Linked DNA regions of Homo sapiens: regions 1 and 3 are each linked to region 2. Evidence: chromatin contacts called from ENCODE Hi-C or POLR2A ChIA-PET data. All regions are on one chromosome and are shown on one strand. Each heading gives the region's core, a stretch centred on a gene start or an enhancer-like site at or near the end of the contact. The rest is flanking DNA. Distances are from core to core; before and after follow the strand shown. Region 1 holds the start of ZNF750 (zinc finger protein 750). Region 2 holds the start of NARF-AS2 (NARF antisense RNA 2). Region 3 holds the start of FN3K (fructosamine 3 kinase).

Region 1 (3,313 bases), core at 808-3,307, 380 kb before region 2:
TGCATCTGGGCAGCACGAGGCTGCCTCAGCAGAGAAAGGTGACAGAAGGGACACCCTGACAATCTGCGGCCCAGCCTTCTGGAGGACTGGAACCTTCCGCCTTGCTCTCTTGAAGTCCTGAGCCATCATACAGCTGACCACCCTGCTAGGGAGGCCTCTGAAGTGCTACTAAGTGAGGATGAGGTTCCAGCTGATCTCAGGATTCCAGCTGCCCCTCCAGGACAGAAGGCAGGTGAGTAAAGCTGTCCTGGACCCTCCAGACCAGTCACCTGCCAGCTTTCTCCCACGGAGCCACCTCAGTCAGTGTCCATGAAACAGAAGCAGCACTCGGCCAGGCCCTCCACAAACTCCTGACACAATATATCCTAAGACGTAATAAAACGGTGCTTGTTTTAAGCCACTAAGTTTGGGATAGTTTGCTATCCAGGAATAGGTAAGAGGGACAGGGAACTGCTGTTTTTTGTCATAAGACTTACATAACTCTTTTTGACTTCATAAAGTATATGGATGTCTCAATGGACAAAAGCCACCAAAAAAAATTTTAAGGTATTAAACCATCCTAGGAAACATGGCAAAACCCTGTCTCTACAAAAAATTCTCCAGGCATAGTGACCGTGCCTGTAGTCCCAGCTACTGGGGAGACTGAGGCGGGAGGATCACTCGAGTCCAGGAGGTTGAGGCTACAGTGAACCGTGATCGCACCACTGCACTCCAGCTTGGGTGACAGGGCAAGACCCTGTCTCAAAAGAAAAAAAAAAGGAATTAAATATAAAAGTAAACGCAAAGCCATGTAAAATCTTAAGTCTTAAGGAAAAAAATAACAAAAACAAAAAAACAGACCGGGTGCAGTGGCTCACACCTGTAATCCAAGCACTTTGGGAGGCCGACGTGGGTGGATCACAAGGTCAGGAGATCAAGACCATCCTGGCTAACACGGTGAAACCCCATCTCTACTAAAAATACAAAAAATTAGCCGGGCGTGGTGGCAGGCGCCTGTAGTCCCAGCTACTCGGGAGGCTGAGGCAGGAGAAACGCAGTGAGCCAAGATCATGCCATTGCACTCCAGCCTGGGCAGCAACAGTGAAACTCTGTCTCAAAAAAAAAAAAAAAAAAAAAAAAAAAAACCAGTTTGTCTGTCCTGGCCAGCTCGTCCCTATGCCACAGCCCTGCAGCCTCTGCCCTGCAGCCTCAGGCTCATCCAAGGGCCTGACACCAGCTCATCCCACCTCCTTTCCCAGTCCTCAAACCGACACCACATGCCAGCCTTCGCTACAACTGGGGTGCGGCCTCCGATTAAGCAAGCAAGCAGTTTTGGTGGGGGGGTGTGGAGGTAAAAACTGGCCCCCAAGTTAAGTGCCTCTGCAATTTAAAGTGGGGGGAGGGTGGTTTGCGGGAGTGCACAGCTGGCCCCCTCCCCCGCACCCACACACCCTGCTCCGCAGCTCTTGCGGTGCCTGGTGTCGGGCAAGCTCCGGCAGGTCCCTGCAGCCAGGCTCTGGGATAAGCTCCCTCCCTGCCGGCTCAGCTCCTGAGGAGGACCAGGGACAGAGACTCTCAGGAGCAGGGTAGAGGGTGGAAGGTCCACAGATCCTCAAAGGCCTCACTGGACCTCATGGCAAGGACGCCATGAATACTGTGCCTCCCAGGGTATGCGCGCTTGAGAATCAATCCAAGTGTTTGCCTCCTGCGTACACATGCTCAAGTTCTAAAGGAAAGTCTCACATGTCTTTATCATGACGCCAAATATTCATCGGGTGTGATTCTGATGAATATAGTAATCTCTATTCTAACTGCGGACACATCGAAAGCCCTCTGACATATGGCCGTCCAGGCAGCACCGACGCCGCACTCACAGACAGTTGAGTCTGGAGACAGCGCTGGGAGTCGGCGAGATAACTTGCTTGCTGGGTCCAGTGCTGGGGAGGCTGCCCGCAGCAGCTCGGTGGGTGCAAACACATGAATCGTAGCTGCGGGCAGGAGGAATATCAGGTGCATCTCTACGCCCCGAGGGCTCAACTCCTACACTTAAATCCCTCCCACTGGAACAGCAGGCTCCAGTTTCACCCAGCAAGCGTGAGAACAGGTACTGCTTCCTGAGCACCGCCAGCCACCGGCACCAAGACCGGCCACATCCCAGCACTGCCCACCTCTGGTAAGTACTCACTATTTCTTTTCAAATTCAAGTTTTATTTTAAAACTCTTCTCAGACGTATCTAAAATACCCAGCTGAACGCAGCGTTTGCTCCGTGTCTGCTCTGCCTTGCTCTGGGCTCCGAGGATTACTCAGGACCCAGCAGGTGCATGGCTGGGATGCAGACCACGATTACAAAACTTCTAATGAGGCTGACACTTTATTCTAAGAACATGAACAAGCTTATCTGGAAATTAACTCCTTGTTCTGCCCTAAAATTCATAAAAGTTAAACCAACACAAATTCATATTATTGCTTAACTGCTCCTAACCTCAAAAACAAACTACAATAAATGCTAACAAGAGGTAAGGGTCATATATATATGTGTGGTGTATGTACATTAGGGTGAATTTAGGGTTATATGTGTGGTGTATGTACATTAGGGCTGAATTTAGGGTTATATATATGTGTGGTGTATGTACATTAGGCTGAATTTAGGGTTATATATGTGTGGTGTATGTACATTAGGGCTGAATTTAGGGTTATATATATGTGTGGTGTATGTACATTAGGCTGAATTTAGGGTTATATATATGTGTGTGTGGTATATGTACATTAGGCTGAATTTAGGGTTATATATGTGTGGTATAAGTACATCAGGCTGAATTTAGGGTTATATATATGTGTGGTGTATACACATTAGACACAGCTGAATTTAGGGTTATATGTTTGTGGTGTATGCACATTAGACAGTGCCGAATTTACTATCTAGTTTAACTTTTAATAGTTTTAAAGTTTAAAATAAGTACATAAGCTTACATGAAGTTTAAAATTGGGCATAAGCTTTCGAAAACAAAACCAAACCAAAGGGGTTAAGTTTCTGTTTGGTTGTTAAGGTCTTCTGTACATATAGACACAGATACAAAAGGGTTTTTTTCCTTATATGAAATTTCTCATAAACTTGATTTGGAGGAGAACAATTACTGACCAAGCACAGTCCGTCCACATCTGTGCCCCTAATTTTCACTGCGCATTAGCAAAGGCCTTCCAGCATTTCTGACCGGAGTTTCAGGATGAGGCGGCGACTGTAAAGTGGTGAGCGTTTGTTTACGAGCTCAGGTCTGTAACTCGGGATCTCCTGCCGAAACTAGAGTTAAGAGCCCCTGGTTGTTTTTCTGGATC
Region 2 (3,405 bases), core at 906-3,405:
TCCTGGCTCAGCCTCCCGAGTAGCTGGGACTACAGGCGCCCCCCACCACGCCCGGCTAATTTTTTGCATTTTTAGTAGAGATGAGGTTTCACTGTGTTAGCCAGGATAGTCTCAATCTCCTGATCTCATGATCCGCCTGCCTCGGCCTCCCAAAGTTCTGGGATTACAGGCATGAGCCACCACGCCTGGCCTATTTCAGTCTTTTTTTTGGGACAGAGTCTCACTCTGTTGCCCAGGCTGAAGTACAGTGGTACAATCTCAGCTCACTGCAACCTCTGTCTTCCAGGGTCAAGCAATTCTCCTGCCTCAGCCTCCTGAGTAGCTGGGATTACAGGCGTACACCACCATACCTGGATAATTTTTGTATTTTTAGCAGAGATAAGGTTTCACCATGTTGGCCAGGCTGGTCTCAAACTCCTGACCTCAAGTGATCCGTCCACCTCGGCCTCCCAAAGTGCTGGGATTCCAGGCGTGAGCCACCATGCCCGCGTACTTCAGTCTTCTTTAAAGCAGTGATGTGCACGGTGCTGTGAGCCCCCAAAGAGAAAAACAGCAGCAGTAGTTTACTCTGGGCTGATACAAAACTGAAAAATCTACTTGCCTCTCCATTTTCCTGGGCTGGACTCGGTGCATCGGCTGACACATTCTCTTGGTCATCAGTTTTTGTTTTCTTACTACATTCCTTAAAAAAGCAAAGGAACATTATCAATGAACTTTTACTTCGTCTCCCTTAAGAAAATGTGCACATTCTGACCAATGAAGCTCATGTATTTCTATCCTTTCTTTTAGTTTATTTATTTATTTTTTTAGACGGAGTCTCGCTCTCACCCAGGCTGGAGTGCAGGGGCGCAATCTCGGCTCACTGCAGCCTCCACCTCCCGGGTTCAAGCGATTCTCCTGCCTCGGCCTTCTGAGTAGCTGGGATTACAGGTGTGCGCCACCACACCCAGCTAATTTTATATTTTTAGTAGAGACTGGGTTTCGCCATGTTGGCCACGATGGTCTTGAACTGCTGACCTCAGGTGATCCACCCGCCTCGGCCTCCCCTCCCAAGGTGCTGGGATAACAGGCTTGAGCCACCGTGCCTGGCCTTCTATCCTTCTAACCCTTCTAGTGAAACAGGTACTGAAGGACACACACACATCTCTATTGTTTACAATAATAAAAAAGCAGAAGCAACTGTAGCCTTCACCCCACAGGCGAATTCCCCTGGACACAGGTGTACTTAGAATAGGACGCAGCCACCACCGGGGATGAACGACCCATGGAATGTTAGGAAGCCTCCTGCCACGGCGTCACGCGCAGAAGTGCCAGCCACAGAGCAGCATCCACAGGAGCCCATTCCGGCAATAACAGCTACAAAACCCCCCTGCGTGCGCTGCGCGGTTGTTGCCATGGCCTGGAGACAACCGCGGAAGGCGCCGGTCAGCAGCCGTCACCCGCTTCCGCCCCTGCACCGGCTGCTCGGTGACCCTCAGAGGGGCAGGTTCGAAAACGCCTAAAACCCTCTCGAAACGCTTCTGATCATTCCCGCCACGACCGCTGTTTACTCGGACTGTGGTGCGCGGCACGAGAGGCTCGGTCTCCGTGCGTTTCCGCGCTTCGCGGGCGTGGGAAAGATGGACAAGTTCAGGGAGAACCGCGAAGACCGAACCCGCCCTGCAGAGCGCAGCGGACCCCGCGCCGGCCGCCTCCACGCCGAGCGGGCCCAGGGTGCCGAGGCCGGGGGCGCCTTGAAGAGCCCTGAAGCGAGCGAGCGGCGGGCCCGGACCGCCAACCTCGGCCGCCCAGAGCCCCACAGGACAAGCACCAGGCGCGCGCCTCCCCGGCCCGCGGCGCTCACCTTGCGCGTGCAGTGCTCACACTTCATCTGGAGCGCGGCGGGCGGGAGGCCGGGCGCCTCAGCCTCAGGGAAGCACCGGGAGACTGGGACACCACTGCCCGCCGCCCGCGGCCCTTTGTTGTCCTCCCCCGACGCGGCCTCACCCCCAACGGCCGCGCTCGGCCAATGAGAGCACCGGGAGAGGACAAGCCGCACCCCTGGGCCAATAGGATTCCCCACCCTTACGGCTTTGCCTAGGCCAATGACAGTGTCGGGAAGGGGCGGGCCAGGCCCCAGAGCCAATCGGAGCGCGCGGGGCGGACCGCAGGCTCACTCCACGTACGGCGCCGGGGGGACCGGGTCCTTGCGCCGGTTTCCGCTTCTCGTGGGTCCTGCGGCGGCGGCGGCGGCCAAGCGGCGTTCACCAGGGAGTCGGTGAGCGCGCGGACTGTCCCGAGGCCAAGCTGGGGCCGTTCCAGGGTGCTCGGTCCGGTGGTCACGGGGCCTGGAGGCCCCTGGGCCCGCGGAGGCCGCGGCCGGGCTCTGTCAGCCAGCTCGGCGTTGGACACTCGCCTTACTCGCGGCTCCTAACGGGGCGGGCCGGGGGCACAGCCCTCGTCCGCCGCCATTGCCACTTGACGTCGTGTCACGTAGGCTCGGCGGAGTAGCAGCGCGCATGCGCGGCCTGCCTGTCAGTAACCACGTGATGGACCCGGAAGCCCGAGGGCAGATGCTAAATGATGGCCATTTGACATTTGCGTGTGTTCACTATGGATAGTTTTACCAAGTACATTGATTTGGGCCCTTACAGCTTACAAAGTAAAGATAACACTTACTCCTCCAAGAAATTGATTTCAGCTAAGCAAAACATTGATACAGGGCTATAATGGAAGTGTTGGACTCATAAACGTTTTATGAAATCAGTGTGTGTGTATTACAGAAATCAGAAATGAGAAGTAAGAACATGTCTGGGAGAGTGTGACATAAGAAAAATAACTTGTAGGCGTATTTAACAGACAGCAGCAGTTCTCAGGATTCCCCATGTTAGAGCCTTCCTTCCTGTCCTCTGAGAAATGAAAATGAAATCCAAAGACCCCCAACTGACTACACGAACCCCCTACTGGCTAAGGAGATCCCAGGGTTGCCTTGAAGGCAGTTCTCAGCCATGACAGATGGGAGGTGAGACACCTGTTATTAAGGCCAACCCTTGGCTAACTACCATTAGGTTTTCTTGGCTAAGAGCTTAACGGAAACCAGCGCTTTCGAAAGACTCCACCGCTGATAACAACTCTCTCATTTGCAGTTTCGGCCCAATTGACCAGTATTCCTTACTGATAAGAGACACTGACCATGGAGTGGTTCTGGTGAGATGACATGACCCTCGTGAAGGGGCCTGAAGCTTCATTGTGTTTGTGTATGTTTCTCTCTTCAAAAATATTCATGACTTCTCCTGTAGCTTGATAAATATGTATATTTACACACTGCACCTCATAGATTCCTGTTCCCTTTGCCCCTCCCTGGAAGTGTCTGTTTCTGGCTTCTGGCCAGAGGCAGTGCTTCCCTGTCTGTCAGAATGGCCACCC
Region 3 (3,216 bases), core at 442-2,941, 280 kb before region 2:
CCTGGCCTCAAGTGATCCACCTTTCCTCAGTCGCCCAAAGTGTAGGACTGCATGTTTAAAAAAATCAAACCTCATGAATGAGACCAAAGCATCTGCTGGTGCACACGAACAGAACGCCCTTTCCTTCAAAGTACCCCAGGGAAAGCCCAGGCACAGCCTCCCCAGCCTGGCAGCCCTGGCCAGCCTGCACCGAGGGTGGGTGTGAGTGTCCACAGGTGGGAGGGCGGCCGGCACACCCCAGCCCTGCTCCAGGGCGAGCCCCCCATGCACCAGGCCAGGAACTCCCGGCCTTGGGGCTGCTAAGCCCCAGGGGCCCCAGCATCACCTGCTCTTATGCATGGACTGAGCAGCTACTATGTGCCGGCCCCTCGTGGGGGTGGGAGGGAAGGAGGGGTCTCACCCTGCAGAGCTTTCAGGACCAGCTGAGGAAGTTTCCCAGAGCCCGTGGGAAGCCTGAACCAAAAACTGCTTCCCTGTGAGTAGGACTCCCCACTTTGAGGGATTTGGTTCTGAGCCGGCAGAGCAGGTGATGCCGGAGGATCCGATCGCACGCCCAGGCTGCATGGCTCTGGTGTTCCTCCTGCCAGCACTCCCCACCAGGACCCCTGCTGCCCCTCAGAGAGCTCCCCCACCAGAGTGTGCAGGGCCTTCTGAGCCCACTCGGGCCGGGAGGGCACCCAGGCCTGCCTTTCTCCACCTGCCGGCTCTCAAGGCTGAAGCTAACCTTCTCCACTTCCTCCGTTAACATTTTCCATACTTTTTTTTTTTTGAGACGGAGTTTCCCTCTTGTTGCCCAGGCTGGAGTGCAATGGCGCGATCTTGGCTCACTGCAACCTCCATCTCCTGGGTTCAAGCAATTCTCCTGCCTCAGCCTCCCGAGTAGCTGGGATTACAGGCCAGTGGCACCACATCCGGCTAATTATTGCATTTTTTGGTAGAGACGGGGTTTCACCATGTTGGCCAGGATGGTCTCGAACTCCTGACCTCAGGGATCCACTCACCTCGGCCTCCCAAAGTGATGGGATTACAGGTGTGAACCACCGCGCCCGGCCTTCCATACATTCTTAAACAGAACTATTTTCAGCAGGAGATAGAAATCAGGTCTAAACACAGACAAGGCCTGTGGGAAGGAGAACGCTGGCCTGGCCCGTGGGGTCCCTGCCAGGGGCCCAGCCATGTCTCTGCTTCTTTCCCACTGCCAGGAGGACGGTGGGCTGAGAGGGGCGGCCCAGAGCTGAGCCAAGGACCCCAAGCCTCACATCCCCCGACGCTTGCTGGATAGGAAAGTTAAAACCACCCCTAGAAGCCTGTGCGCTGCGCATGGAGGCCAAAGGAAGGTCACGGATCGTGCAGACACAAACCTTCACAGAACGCTTGAGCCGGGCTCACCCAGCAGGTGCCACCTCCCAAGGGCCAAAGCTGACCCCTCCCCAGGCCCAGCCCCAGGAAATGCGCCTGCCCCCGACCCCTCCGCCTTCCCAGGCCCCGCAGAGACCCGCAGAGCCCCCGCCTGCGCACGGGCCAGCACCTGCGTCCTGCGGTTGACTTTGACGAACACTGGGCCTGCGTCCGTGTCGTAGGCTCGGCCCTCGCTGATGCAGCCGGCGCCGGGGCCGCCGAAGGCCCGCAGGGTCGCGGTGCGCAGCTCGGCGCGCAGCAGCTGCTCCATGGAGTGCGGGGCGCGGGACTCTGCTCGCTCGGAAGCCCCTGTCGGCTGAGGCGCTGCGGGGCGGGGCGGGGCGGGAGCGCGCGGCGCGTGACCCCGGGCGGCGGGAGGGGCGGCCTCAGGCGGGCTCGCCGCGCGCTCCCCGCGTTCGTCCGGCTTCGCGCTTCCTGCGCCCGGGATTCGGGGGAAGCAGCCGGGAGTCCGCGCAGCTCTTCGCGGGCGCGCTGGGGCTTGAGCTCCCTGCAGGGACCCGGTATCCCTGCCCCGCAGCGGACGCAGGTCCGGCCCTCGGCCCGGGCGCTGGTCACAGGCCTGGCCGGCTTCCCACACTGCAGACCAGGCCGGGCCCAGCGGCCCCCGTGATGACGTGGGGCTTGCGCACTGGGACGCCAGGTGCCGATCGGAGAGAGAGGCTGACGTGGGGGCTCCGATGGCACGCGCTGACCCGGCCCAGGGTGGGGCTGCTGATTCCAGGATGTCCTGGGAAAGGGACTTGAGACACAGGAATGCCCACGCGCGCCCATGCATGCATACACGTGGGTACACACGCGTGCACACGAGCAGGTGCGCACCTGAGCCCAGTCCGTGCTGAAGTCATTTGACGTGAGGTTTTTTTATTGTTTGTTTTTTGTGTTTTTAAGAGATGGAGTCTCTGTCTCCCAGGCTGCAGTGCAGTGGCGCGATCTCGGCTCACTGCAAGCTCCGCCTCCCGGGTTCAAGCCATTCTCCTGCCTCAGCCTCCCGAGTAGCTGGGACTACAGGCGCCCGCCACCACGCCCGGCTAATATTTTTGTATGTTTTAGTGGAGACAGGGTTTCACCCTGTGAGCCAGGATGGTCTCAATCTCCTAACCTCGTGATCCACCCGCTCGGCCTCCCAAAGTGCTGGGATTACAGGCGTCAAGCCACCGGCCCGGCCTGCCCAGCTACATTTTGTAGTTTTAGTAGACATGGGGTTTCCCCATGTTGGCCAGGTGACCTGCGTGCCTCAGCCTCCCAAAGTGCTGGGATTACAGCCGTGAACCACCACGCCCGGCCATGCATGAGGTTTTAATCAATAAATCTGTTTTTTTTAGGGCCCCAACAATTGTCTTTTCCCACAGAGATGCAGGGGTCCTGCCGCGGGGAGGGAGCCTTTGGGAGCTGCCTATCCCCGCGGTCCTGCCCACTTGCTCAGCTGGGCTGGGGTCATCGGGAGGCTCCTTAACTCCTACATCTGGCACCTCGGCCAGGATCACTGGAACCTGGGCTTAGCGGTCACTGTCAAGCAGGACATGTCCATGTGGCCTCCTGGTGTGGCCTGAGCTTCCCTGAACATGGAGGCCAGGTTCCAAGAGTGAGCACTGGGAGAGCCAGAGCTCCCAGAGAGCTGGCAGAAGCAAAGGCCTTTTCTGACCTGGCCTCAGAAGCCACACACCATCATTTCCACCTCCTTCCATCGGTCTCCAAAGCCGCAATCAAGGCAAGGGGATCCGCAGCCACCTCTTTTTTTTTTTTGAAACAGGGTCTTGCTCTGTCACCCAGGCTGAAGTGCAATCTCGGCTCACTGCA

What was found. A loop is a pair of places that touch in the nucleus more often than their neighbours do. ChIA-PET counts read pairs that join two places held with the same protein, here RNA polymerase II (POLR2A). Pooled maps may share reads with other maps.
Region 1: a loop to region 2 is called in a map of endothelial cell of umbilical vein, with 3 times the contacts of the local background. The contact joins the promoter of ZNF750 here to the promoter of NARF-AS2 in region 2. A Hi-C loop is called at or near these places in 1 of 168 maps with a recorded cell type or tissue (endothelial cell of umbilical vein) and 1 of 50 pooled maps.
Region 3: a loop to region 2 is called in a pooled map, with 2.9 times the contacts of the local background. The contact joins the promoter of FN3K here to the promoter of NARF-AS2 in region 2. A Hi-C loop is called at or near these places in 4 of 50 pooled maps. POLR2A ChIA-PET finds 5 or more read pairs at or near these places in 4 of 52 experiments (AG04449, H1, HEK293 and 1 more).

The regions. Positions count from the first base shown.
Region 1 is chr17:82,838,766-82,842,078 of GRCh38, reverse strand. ZNF750 (zinc finger protein 750) reads left to right here and starts at 2,057. Exons shown (of 3, transcript NM_024702.3): 1 at 2,057-2,152. All of the region lies in intron 13 of TBCD (tubulin folding cofactor D), which reads right to left.
Region 2 is chr17:82,457,269-82,460,673 of GRCh38, reverse strand. It overlaps NARF-AS2 (NARF antisense RNA 2), which reads left to right and starts at 2,155. Exons shown (of 3, transcript NR_184099.1): 1 at 2,155-3,001; 2 at 3,126-3,236. It overlaps NARF (nuclear prelamin A recognition factor), which reads right to left and starts at 1,933. Exons shown (of 11, transcript NM_012336.4): 1 at 1,844-1,933; 2 at 602-682. The coding sequence starts at 1,870. RefSeq lists enhancers at 1,179-2,011, 2,445-2,594 and a silencer at 1,595-2,414.
Region 3 is chr17:82,734,090-82,737,305 of GRCh38, reverse strand. FN3K (fructosamine 3 kinase) reads right to left here and starts at 1,691. Exons shown (of 6, transcript NM_022158.4): 1 at 1,529-1,691. The coding sequence starts at 1,669. RefSeq lists enhancers at 1-522, 523-1,235, 1,948-2,660.